Regions from separate parts of the Mus musculus genome. Here all the other regions are linked to region 4. A link is a contact called in ENCODE Hi-C or POLR2A ChIA-PET data. All regions are on one chromosome and are shown on one strand. Each heading gives the region's core, a stretch centred on a gene start or an enhancer-like site at or near the end of the contact. The rest is flanking DNA. Distances are from core to core; before and after follow the strand shown.

Region 1 (2,768 bases), core at 241-2,740, 91 kb before region 4:
GATCTCAGGCAGTTTTTCACACCTCTGGGCTGTGGACACTGGGCCTGTTCATTGTCTGTGGGACACTATGGGCCCTGCAAGGCACTGTGCAGTCTTAGGCTCCACACTGCATGCCAGGACCTCCTCCCTGATTTGAGAAAGTTACACATGTCCCTAGATGTTACCCAGTGTTCCCTGCACAGCAGAGTCACCCAAGTTCAGAGACAATCTTACACTAAACTGCAAGCTGACTGTGGTGTTTTTGAGACAGTGTCTCACTCTGCAGTCGTGGCTGTCCTGGAACTCACTATGTAGCCTAAGCTAGCCTCAAATTTTCCATTTTTCTGCCTCAGTTTCCTAAGGACTGGGAGAGCACGCCTGCCACCACCGGGGTAGAGATTCTCATTTGCACCCCAGGATGGTGGGAGTCAAGGGGGGTTCCTCATAGTCTTTCTGTGACAGCTTGCACCAGAATGGCCTTAACACATATCTTCCCTGGCAGATACTGCAGGGAGCCTACCCAGGGCTAGCTGCCCTGCCCTCATGAGGAGGTAGGGGGGACTGAGGACTGAGGGACAGCAGCTAACAGATCAAAGCAGAGTCCCAAAGCCACTGAGAGCACTAGACCTGTCTGCAGCTGCAAACCGGTGAACTTGGTGCCTGGTTCCCTGACACCTGGCAACAGTTTCAGTGCTATAACAAGAGGTCCCCCAGCCAGCCACCGTCACCCTCTCTCCCACCTCGCCCCTACCCCCACCCCATCCCACCCCCGCAGTGGAGAGCTGCCCACACACCTTAACACTATTGCCCCTAACACTCCCACAGGAAGTTTCTGAAACAGTCAGTCAACACTGGAGCCTTGTGCACCCCAAGATCTAAGCCTATGTACCCTGAGTCCCTGAGAGGGACACACAGGTACCTTCCCCCTGCTCTATGTCTTTGTCTCCAAGGTGTTGGTACTGTGTGCAACCAAACAGCAAACAGGTAGTGCCCCACTCCTCCTTGACTGCACCCCACTCCTCCCTGACTGCACCCCTCTTCTCCATGACTGAACTCCATTCTTCTCTGTCTGTATCCCACTGTTGTCTGACTTCACTTCACTCCTCCCTTATTGTACCCCACTTCTCCTGACTGTACGCCACTCCCCTGACTACACCACACTCCTGTCACCTTACCCAATACGTATCTGACTGCACCAAACTCAGTCTTGTATGACTGTACCCCACTCCTCCCTAATTGACTGCACCCCACTCCTCCATAACTGATTGCCACCCATTCCTCCCTGATTGCACCCCACTCCTCTTTGACTGCACCCCAACTCTCTCTGACTGCACCCCACTCTTGTCTGACTTCACCCCACTTCTCTGGGCTGCCCCCGTCCTCTCTGAGGCAGCCCACTCCTCCCCGATACACCCCGAGTCTCTTCAGCATGCGGAGCTCACCTGCCTCCAGCCAGTGTCTCAGCAGCCGCACAGCCGAACGCACCGCGGGGCCTAGAGAGGGCTCTTCCATGGGGCGGGGTCTCCCGCGATGAGGGCGGAGCCTCTGTAGCATTCGGACCAATCAGAAGCCAAGGTGGCGGAGGTTGGTCCAGAGGAGGAGCCTAGGGCCGACAGTCTGGTAGGCTTAGCCTTGGGGGCAGGGCGGGGCTTCGGGCTCGAGTGGGCGGGCCAAACCCAGGAATGGCGTCTCCACGGGCCATTCACTAGCTGGAGGGCGGGGTTATGCGTCTAAAGATTGGCAATCAATGGTGCAATCAAAGGGGCCTCTCTGAGGAGAAGCTGCTTAACGTTAGGCATGTACTAAGTCAGGCTTTGTTTTGTTTGGATTTTCGAGTTTATTTTATTGGTGTGTATTTATTGTATGGTATAATGAGTTTCATTATGACGTTTGCATACATTTGTATCCCATATTGTGATAATATTCATCTTCCGCTGAGCATCATTTTAGCAGTAAGAAAACACCGATCAAACTCCCCATCTCAGCCCAGATCTAACAGAACAGCAAGGTCCAGTCAAAAAACCCCATGGGAGCCAGGGACAGGAAGCTCCCTTGTGGTTTTCAAGGAACGAGTTTGAATCCCGAGCAGAGACCCAGGATAGTGAGGAAATACTGATTTTTTATTTGCTTGTTTATCATTTCTGTATTCTGATGTTCATCTCCGGTTTTTTCTATTCTCTCTGTTACTTGGGTTTTTTTTTGGCTTTTGCAGTACTTGGCTTGGGTTATAACTTCAGCCATATATATATATTTTAAGACAGGGTCACAGTAAACCGCCCAGGCTGGCCTTGAACTCACCATGCAGGAGAGGATGACTTTGACTCTCCAGTGGGGGCAGTGGCACCAGGGACTCATGCTGGAAGCCCCAGCCCATGGGTCTGCATTCTCTACAAGTTTTCTTGGTGACCTCAGAGACATCTGGAACATCCCTGCAGGTAACAGCCATCCCAGGGAAAGACCAGTGCAGCCCCTGGGTGGGTGACCTCAGGATTCTGGTGTGGACTGACATTCTGTGACAGACAATCTACTGGCTCGGCTCCCTGGACTCTTGTCATTCCTGAAGGAACCTGGCTATCATCCACACACACATCCACACACATACATGCACACACATATGAATGCCCCCACCACAGACATGCACAGACAGGCACACACATGCACGTGTGCTCACACACACAAACACACACAAACACTGCACTTTATATTCAGAGAAAGCCCAGAACCTTTCTTCAGTGTTCTTCCCTGGCACATCCCATCCAGGCTGTCCCCAGACCCTACTACTGTTTGTG
Region 2 (2,938 bases), core at 21-2,520, 69 kb before region 4:
GGATGTGACTATCATCTTAGTACACAGGAGGGTGAGGCGGGACAACGGCTACACATTTGAGACCAGCCTGGACAGTGAGGAAGACCCTACTTCAGAATAAAGTAATACAACAAAATTTAAAAAGAAAATACAGCCGGGCAGTGGTGGCGCACGCCTTTAGTCCCAGCACTTGGGAGGCAGAGGCAGGCAGATTACTGAGTTCGAGGCCAGCCTGGTCTACAAAGTGAGTTCCAGGACAGCCAGGTTTACAAAGAGAAACCCTGACTTGGAAAGAAATATAAATAAAGAAATGAAATAATAAGATAAGATAGTAGCAGCAGAGACACTCTCAGCAGTTGAGAGCACTGGCTGTTTTTGCAGATGACCAAGGTTCCATTCTAGCCTAGAAAGATCTATCTATTCCCCTCTTCTGGCCGCTTTGGGCACTGCACACATGTGCATAAACACAGACACATAAAATAAATTTGAAAAGTAAATTTTGTCGAAAAAAAAAAGAAGGAAAGTAAATTTTAAAAATGAAAATAGGCCGGGCAGTGGTGGCGCACGCCTTTAATCCCAGCACTTGGGAGGCAGAGGCAGGCGGATTTCTGAGTTCGAGGCCAGCCTGGTCTACAAAGTGAGTTCCAGGACAGCCAGGGCTATACAGAGAAACCCTGTCTCAAAAAACAAAAAAAACAAAAACAAAAACAAAAACAAAAAAAAAAATGAAAATAAAATACGAAAGAAAATTAGGATGAAATAAATAAGGTTAAAATTAAGTTAAACTTTAAAATTAAAATATTCTAGAGGAATATTATAAAGGACATAATTACTATAATTTTTTAAAAAATTAACAACAAAAATAACTCCCTTAAAGTCCTTCCCTCCACTGCTGTGAACACAAGGCAAAGTGCATACAACAGGCGCCCAATTGATGCTAGAAGACAGGGTCAGGTAGGGATACCTCGGGTGCTCTCAAAATCGGGCCAGTCGGGGCAGGGCTGGCGGGCGACAAGCTCAGTCTTTCCTTAATCACTTATTGTGCGCCTACTGTGTGCTCCACTCAGCCTCACACTGAAGCAAAGACTCTGTGAACAGGCAGGCACGGTCGGCCAGGGCCCTCGGCTCCGCCCTGCCCCAAGCCCGCCACGCCCAGGCCACGCCCTGACCCCTCTTGTACCTCTGACAGCTCCTCAGGCCTCCAGCCAGTGCCACCTGCCGCCAACTGCCCCGCGGTCCGGACCCCGCCGCAGCGGACCAGCCGAGACCCCCGGGGCTGCGAGCTGCTACCTACGCCCCGCCCACATCAGCGTCTATTGGACACTGTCAGTGCCACTCGACAGAACTCATAGTCCATTGGTCGATGCTGCTGCCAATCCTTCTGCAACGCCTACTGGCTCCGGAAAGCAGTTTTCTCCTTTCTAAACATGAGTGCAGCTACCAAATGATTCCGATAGAAAACACTACTTGGCAACATAGTTCCGGAAGTAGGGCCTCCATCCCGGAGCTGTCCAGGGTCGCGTGGTACTGAATGAGTGTGGCTGGAGGCTTGGCAGGAAGCGATTTCCTACAGCGAATGGAACATTCTTGAAGTCTTTCCTCGCGGCTTAAGAAGATACAGGCGTCCACCAAATATCTATTGATAGCCAGAATAAATTCAAGCTCAAGAGGTCTACTGTGCCCCTCAATCACTACAGTTACTAACAATGTAATCATTCTACCCATACCTGCAGCCTAGGAAATGTCTCCTGAAGTGACATGGCACCTGAGTAGAGCCTACAGATACTACACAGTATGCCTTATTTTTACATTCATTTGTTTGAGCTACGGTCTTGCTGAGCAGCCCAGGCTGGGTGGCATGCAGAAAGCTCAGAATCCTCCTGCATCAGCTTCCCGAGCGCTTGGATTGTAGGTGTGAGTCACCATACCTGGCCTCCTGCTATATCTAGAGCACCTCACACAATATGTATGCTGTGTAAACCGTGCTTTTACTGTGCTAGACAACAAAGATGACAAAGACGCTTCATTCACTGCAGATCAAAGCTTTACAGAACACTATAGTTTTACACATGGTGATGTATGTCTGTCATCCCAGCACACTCTGGAGGCTGAGGCAGAAGATCCATGTACTCTGTCTTCCAAGACTGGCCTACAGAATGAGACACTGTATCAAAAGAGCCATGCACAGCACACTAACACATGAGCCTACCCTGATGTATGTGACATGAGCTTCTCGTATTTTCACTTATTTATTTGGTTTTTGAGACAGGGTTTCTGGCTGACCTAGAAGTCACTCTGTAGACCAGGCTAGCCTCAAACTCAGAGATATGCCTGCCTCTGCCTCCCAGAGTGCTCAGAATAAAAAATATGCGCCACCATTGTCCATCTAAATAAGTAAATAACTTATTTTTTTAAAGATTTATTTGGTTTGATTTTATGTGTATGAATGCTTTGCCTGCATGTCTAAGTGCCATGTGTGTCTCTGGTGCCCAAAGAGGTCAGAGGAAAGTGTTGCATGACCTTGGGTCAGAGTCACAGGTGGTCCTGAGCTACAATGTGTGAAACAAACCTGCATTCTCTGTGAGAGCAGCCAGTCAGTCTTCTTAACTGATGAGCTGTGTTCAGTCCTCCTTTCTAATTGTTAAATAGTATTCTATTGTTTGGATTAACTAACTATAGATCTGCTTGAATTTTGTTGGAGAGTTGGGGTGTTTCCAGATAAAAGTCATTTCTTTTGTTTTGTTTTGTTTTTCAAGACAGGGTTCTCAGGACAGCCTTGGCTGTCCTGGAACTCACTCTGGAGACCAGGCTGGCCTCCAACTCATTAATCCGCCTGCCTCTGCCTCCCAAGTGCTGGGATTAAAGATGTGCACCACCAAGCCCAGCAAAGGTCATTTCTAAACCAGCAGATTTGAAGCCATTGTGTGAAGAACAGTGACGCCTGGGGACTTTCTCCTTC
Region 3 (2,700 bases), core at 147-2,646, 77 kb after region 4:
TCAATGAGTCCTTTGGTGAGTGTCTGGTCCCTGGGGTTTGCAGATAACCTGCAAGGCCTGTGTAATATAGCTGCGGGGTGCAGAACAGAAGCAGATTTCTGTCATCACGGCCAGCTTGCTTAAGGGTGCCAGGAAAGACAGAGCTACAAACTACACAGAGAAACCAAAACAAAGGACCCAGGAATCCCTCCTGGGAGGGGTGGCAAGACAGCTAAGCATGTCCCCCCCCCACCCCACCCCCCCAGGGAAGTCACCTGAGTCTCCTGTCTTCTGTCTAGGCTTCACCGCTGATCTGCGATCCAACACCGGCGGCCAGGCCTTCCCCCAGTGCGTGTTTGACCACTGGCAGATCCTGCCTGGGGATCCTTTTGACAACAGCAGCCGCCCCAGCCAAGTGGTAGCTGAGACGCGCAAGCGCAAGGGCCTGAAAGAGGGCATCCCAGCGCTGGACAACTTCCTGGACAAACTGTAGGCAGCCTGATACTGCCACATGCTGCACAGTGCCCACCCATCAGAAGACACCTTGAGACTGTCCCACAGTGCTCCTCTAGAGGCTGCTGGGGCCACCCTGACATCACTCAGCACTCACTTGCTACCAATTCTATTTATTTCGGAATTACAAGATAGCGGGAATCTCTCTGCAGGCTGGACTGGCAGGCTGTGGGGTGGGCGGGACACGGCTCTTAACATTTTCAGAGGGAAACGCGCAGATGTCCAAAAGTCTAAATAAATGCATTCAGAGGTTTTTGGGGTCCATGGCCAAGTGGAGTTCCCCCAGAGGGGGAGGTGGGGTAAGTGCCTCCAGGAAGGCAGGCAGCCTGCCTTAGACTTGCAGCCCGGCTGTGGGAATGAATCATTGGAGTAATAAACTACAGTGGTTGATCCACATGTGCTCGCAACTCTGTTTTGTACAGCGCACGCTTTCCTGGTTTTCAGGGTATCTGGCTACCCTTAGGTGGCCTGCGGTGATTCACACATAACACACACACTGCACCCCGTGCGACAGAATGGGTTTTATTGTGAGTTCACAGTACTGCCTCAGTCCATTCCACAAACTTGAATCACTCCATAGACCTGCACATCAGGGGTTTGGTCTGCGCATACCCGGCTCCAGGTTATTGGCTTTCAGCCTCTCGCGTTAGCCAATCATCAGCCAGGAGCCCAATAATGATGTGCTCCACAAGGGCGGTGTCGAGCCTTCCTGTGAATCTGTCAGGCTGGCCAATGAGCACTGGACTCTCGCCTAGCCTTGGGTGATGACGTCACTAGTCAACGTCCGCTTCCGCTGAGAGGTCAGATGCTAACCAATGAGCGTGTGCATTCAATTTCCGGTTAAAGTCGTAGTCCAATGAGCGCTGGTTTTCGGGTTTTGCGGAGGTGTGCCCCTGCGCTGTCAGCGCATGCGTAGATGCCGTCTCAGGATTTGTACCGGAGGTTCTCGCGGGGGCCTCGCTGGCACCGGGCGGGGACTCGATGGCTGAGGACGGTACGAATGGGCCGGGTCCGGGACGTTGTGTTGGGACCCAAGGGACACGCGACGAGGGCGGGAGCGAGGGGAGGGAACCCGCGAGGGGCATGGCTTTCTCCAATCTCGAGGGGTGGACCTCTAGGAATAGCAACACTGCTGCGCATGTGTCAGGTTTCCGGCGACACCCCTGAGTTCCGGGGTGCTGGTGGGCATGATTGACAGGTGAGGAAGCTAGGTAGGAATTTCAAGAGCCGGACGCTATGGAAGTGTTTCGAGTAGAGAACCCCACGCTGACTTGGAACTCTGTTTAATCCTCCAGCCTCAGCCTCTTGAGTGCTAGGGTAAAGGGCACCTGACACTGTATTGTGTTTTATAGTTTTGTACATATATATATATATATATATATATATATATATATATATACTGCTTGAGAGATGTTGTTCCGCTTCTTTTAGTTATATCTATGCTTGTTTCTGAGAGGGGTGTCACAGTGCCCGCAGGTACCTGAGGTTCCTGAAGAGAGCGTTAGAGGTCATCAGGCCTGGGAGTTAGAGATACTAGTGAGCACTGGAAACTGAACTTGGAGACTGTGCAAGTACAGCACCCACTCTTACCGTCTCAGCCATCTCTCCAGTCACTTGAGCTGGTCTCATGGAACTCAGGCTGGCTTGTAACTCACCAAGTATTTGAGTATGCTCTTGAACTCGTAGCCGTGCAGCCCTCCGCTCCCCAGTGTGGGGTGTCAGGTTTGCTCTACCATGACCAAATTGTGGGTAGAGGCTGTAGATGACCAAAGAAAATCTGGGGCAGGGGCATTGTGTGTCACATATGCTGGGGAAGCCTCTTGGGAGAAGTCGGATCCGTGATAAACATTTCCTGTTTCCTCTGTCCCTCCAGCTCCTGTGTCCCCAGAATCCTTCAGAAGGCCAGCCGCCATGTCCACATTCAGGCAAGAGGATGTTGAGGACCATTATGAGATGGGAGAGGAGCTTGGCAGGTGAGTGGCGTGGGAGGTGGGTGCCCTTCCTCTCCTCAGTGTCTTGAAGCAGTGGCCACAGAGTTTTCTGGTGGTACCACGCCAGACTTCAGGTTCCCAGATGACAGGGAACCTGAGTTCCTTTTCTCTCGTGTCCTCTGTGGAGAGAGACACAGAGACCTGTAGCTGCTGCCCCTGAGCCGGGGACAGTGCCTCGGAGCATTGTCTGCTATGGGATTGTTCTCAGCTCGGTTTC
Region 4 (2,909 bases), core at 149-2,648:
AACAGTAACTGAGCGGGGCAGGCTCCACTGGGCAGAACACTCACCTGGGTTCCACTACCAGCCGCAGAAAGTGGTCCCTTGTTGGGCTACACCCCAGTCCTTGGTTGTTTTCTGAGACAGAAAATGAGACTCTTTTCTGTCTCAGAAAACAACCAAGGACTGCTCTTCCAGAGGTGTTGAGTTTAATTCCCAGCAACCACATGGTGGCTCGCAACCATCTGTAATGAGATCAGATGACCTCTTCTAGTGTGTGTTTGAAGACAGCTACAGTGTACTCATACATAAATAAGTAAATAAACCTTAAAAAAATAAAATGGTTTGTTCTCACAAAATTGTAACAAAAAAATACATTCTCAAAGTCATTGAACTGAATAAAGGCTGTAGCCAGGTGAAAGCCTGCTTGCCTCCCTGGTGGGTTTCATCTTTACCATCTGAGAGGTAAAAAAACGCGGAGAACTTCCTTGTGAGATGCTGTCACTCAGAACAAACTTCATGGCCACCGTGGGCTGCAGAGCAAGACCCTGCAAGTCTGATTTCCATGTGCCTGCTCAAGAGCCCAGAGCAGGGGTTTTACTATGTATCTGTACACTCTGAATTCCAAGAGTGTGACCCTGGACAAAGAACCAGCCCTGAGTGGTATGTCTACACAATGGAATGCTATTTGGCCAGGAAAAGGACGAGAGCCCTGCCATCCAAACCATTGTGGATGGACCTTGAGGGCAAAGGAAAAACAAGCCAGACATAAGTGACCCTAACCACAAGAAGTGTTCGGATTCACACACTGAAATGGTGACCGTCAGGGATGGGGACCAAGGGAATTTATGTATTACCCATACCCGAGCTTCAATGAAGGGCCGTGAGAAAGGTCTGTAGGGCTATGGGATTGTTGCAGAACAGTAAAACACTAGGGGTTGGGACTGGAGGATTGCAGGGAGTGGAGGTGAAGCCTGGACAACACAGTAACTTCGAGAACAGTGTGGGTGGGGTACTGAGGCTCTGTCTCAAAATAAAAACAAAAACAAACAAGCAACAAAACAAACAGCAGGAAGTAGGGCTCAGTGGGTAGCGCTCTCGCCTATAGGACACGGGGCCGCAGCAAAGCAGGAAGCAGGTAAGGTAGCTCAGGCCTACGGTCCCAGCGGCCAAATCTAGGAAAATATATGAAACTAAACAAGTCTGAGTCGACTGATGCTGGCAGGTCTGTCTCCTCGCGGTCCTGCCGTGTGTAACCCCACCCGCGTTTGAGACGCACACGCAGCCGACCCCGGGAAGCTGATCGTACAGACAGACGACTGCACCGCCGCAAACATTAAACACAGCGTCCGCCTCTGCCCTTCTACAGTAGGCCGGGGAGCCACCTCGCGCATGCGCCTCGGTTGAGGGCGGGACCTCGCAGAAAAAGATCTCGCGAGAGCTCGGCCTGCGAGCTTGTGGCCGCCCCCTGTTCCCCGACCTCCCGGCTGCGCTGCAGCGTCAGCTTCACTCGGCCTCGGCGTCGGTCTGCTCGCCCCGGCGCTCCGGGCTCGTCCGCCTTCCACCTTCTGCCCGGCCTAGGCCGCAGCCCCGGGCCCGCGTCGCGCCGCCCCCTATGGGCCCCGGCTGAGGCGTCGCCGCTGGCCGTGGAGCCCCGATGCTGGCCCGGAGGAAGCCGGTGTTACCGGCACTCACTATCAACCCTACCATCGCCGAGGGCCCGTCCCCCACCAGCGAGGGCGCCTCTGAGTGAGTAGGCGGGGCGTGTGAGGACAGGGGCGGGCCTCGGCGTGAAGGGGGCGTGACCACAAGTGGGGGTGTGGTCTGAAGGGATAGCAGCGCCCGGGAGGACAGGGGCTGGTCCTGAGAATGGTGTGGATGGAGGTGAGAGGGGCGTGGAGTTCGAGGGCTGGAACAAAGCCTGGTTGGGGGTCCGGGCATGGAGGGGGTTGTGGGGGGGGGGGTGGAGGCAGGGCCAGTTGGGTGAGTCACGTGGTGTGTCAGCTTGGCCCGGGGAAAGGGGCGTGGTCTAAGGTGAGTGGCCTGTGAGCTTAGAGGGCCGTGGCCTTTGAGGACTAGAACAAAAGCCTGGTTGGGGTCGGGGCCAGAGCAGTGAGGCTGGTGGTCTTATCAGGTTGGCCAGATGGGAGAGGGGCGTGGCCCAAGGGGAGAGCCCTGAGTCCTGTGAGCGTAGAGGGGCGGGGCCTCGGCCGGAACTTGGCTTTAGAAAAGTTGGTCTGGAGAGTAGCAGTGCCTGAGGCAGGGTAGGGATGGGGACAAGGTGCAGGGATCTGAGAGAATGGCTTTGGGAAAATCTCTGCTGTTGAAGGGGAAACAGGGGGCAAAGGGGGCGGCGTGGGTACAAGAGGGGGGCAGGTCCTGCAGGTGTTGGGACCAAGAAAGGGGAGCTAGAGAGAGGTATGACTTGGAGTAAGGAGAGGGGCCTGAAGAGAGGCAGGGCAATTGGAGACCCAAGAAAGAAGACGTCCTGAAGGTGGCCAGGAGAATCAGGGGAGCAGTGAGGCTTTCCGGGTGTGTGTGTGTGAGGTGTGGTATGGTTAGAGGAACAGAGGCCGTGCGGGGTAGCCTAGCCTAGCGCTTAAGACTGGGTACCAGGTGAGTGGAGCAGTTGAAGGCATGACTTGTCTGAGGAGGCAAGGCTGGCCTTGCAGGGGCAGAGGGAAGGAACCTGTTGGAAGAAGCAAGGGGAGGTGCAGGGGAGAGCCTGGCTTGGGGAGTACATGGTGACCTAGTGGAAAGTGGACAGTGCCCTTGGAGATGGGTGTGGGGGTAACAGACTCACTATGATGGGGTGGGATGAGCGATGCAGTTGGGTACAAAGCCTTCCTGAAAAAGGGTCAAGTAAGGACGATTGATCAAATAAGGTTAGGGATAAGGTTTTTTTGGGAGGAGAAGGGGAAGGCTGGTCTTCCTGA

Evidence for each region. Hi-C counts contacts between places; a loop is a spot of excess contacts on that map. ChIA-PET counts read pairs that join two places held with the same protein, here RNA polymerase II (POLR2A).
Region 1: POLR2A ChIA-PET joins it to region 4 with 19 read pairs in embryonic stem cell. The contact joins the promoter of Gng7 here to the promoter of Map2k2 in region 4. POLR2A ChIA-PET finds 5 or more read pairs at or near these places in 4 of 5 experiments (Patski and embryonic stem cell).
Region 2: POLR2A ChIA-PET joins it to region 4 with 27 read pairs in Patski. The contact joins the promoter of Slc39a3 here to the promoter of Map2k2 in region 4. POLR2A ChIA-PET finds 5 or more read pairs at or near these places in 4 of 5 experiments (Patski and embryonic stem cell).
Region 3: POLR2A ChIA-PET joins it to region 4 with 11 read pairs in Patski. The contact joins the promoter of Dapk3 here to the promoter of Map2k2 in region 4. A Hi-C loop is called at or near these places in 4 of 37 maps with a recorded cell type or tissue (heart, mouse trophoblast stem cell and v-Abl transformed pro-B cells). POLR2A ChIA-PET finds 5 or more read pairs at or near these places in 4 of 5 experiments (Patski and embryonic stem cell).

Annotation. Positions count from the first base shown.
Region 1 is chr10:81,013,435-81,016,202 of GRCm38, forward strand. It overlaps Gng7 (guanine nucleotide binding protein (G protein), gamma 7), which reads right to left and starts at 1,491. Exons shown (of 4, transcript NM_010319.3): 1 at 1,422-1,491.
Region 2 is chr10:81,036,045-81,038,982 of GRCm38, forward strand. It overlaps Slc39a3 (solute carrier family 39 (zinc transporter), member 3), which reads right to left and starts at 1,271. Exons shown (of 4, transcript NM_001358898.2): 1 at 1,160-1,271.
Region 3 is chr10:81,181,611-81,184,310 of GRCm38, forward strand. It overlaps Dapk3 (death-associated protein kinase 3), which reads left to right and starts at 1,397. Exons shown (of 9, transcript NM_001190474.1): 1 at 1,397-1,486; 2 at 2,366-2,465. The coding sequence starts at 1,474. It overlaps Eef2 (eukaryotic translation elongation factor 2), which reads left to right. Exons shown (of 14, transcript NM_007907.2): 13 at 1-15; 14 at 279-899. The coding sequence ends at 472.
Region 4 is chr10:81,104,517-81,107,425 of GRCm38, forward strand. It overlaps Map2k2 (mitogen-activated protein kinase kinase 2), which reads left to right and starts at 1,399. Exons shown (of 11, transcript NM_001347144.1): 1 at 1,399-1,722. The coding sequence starts at 1,631. It overlaps Mir5615-1 (microRNA 5615-1), which reads right to left and starts at 157; the gene lies at 98-157. It overlaps Mir5615-2 (microRNA 5615-2), which reads left to right and starts at 100; the gene lies at 100-159.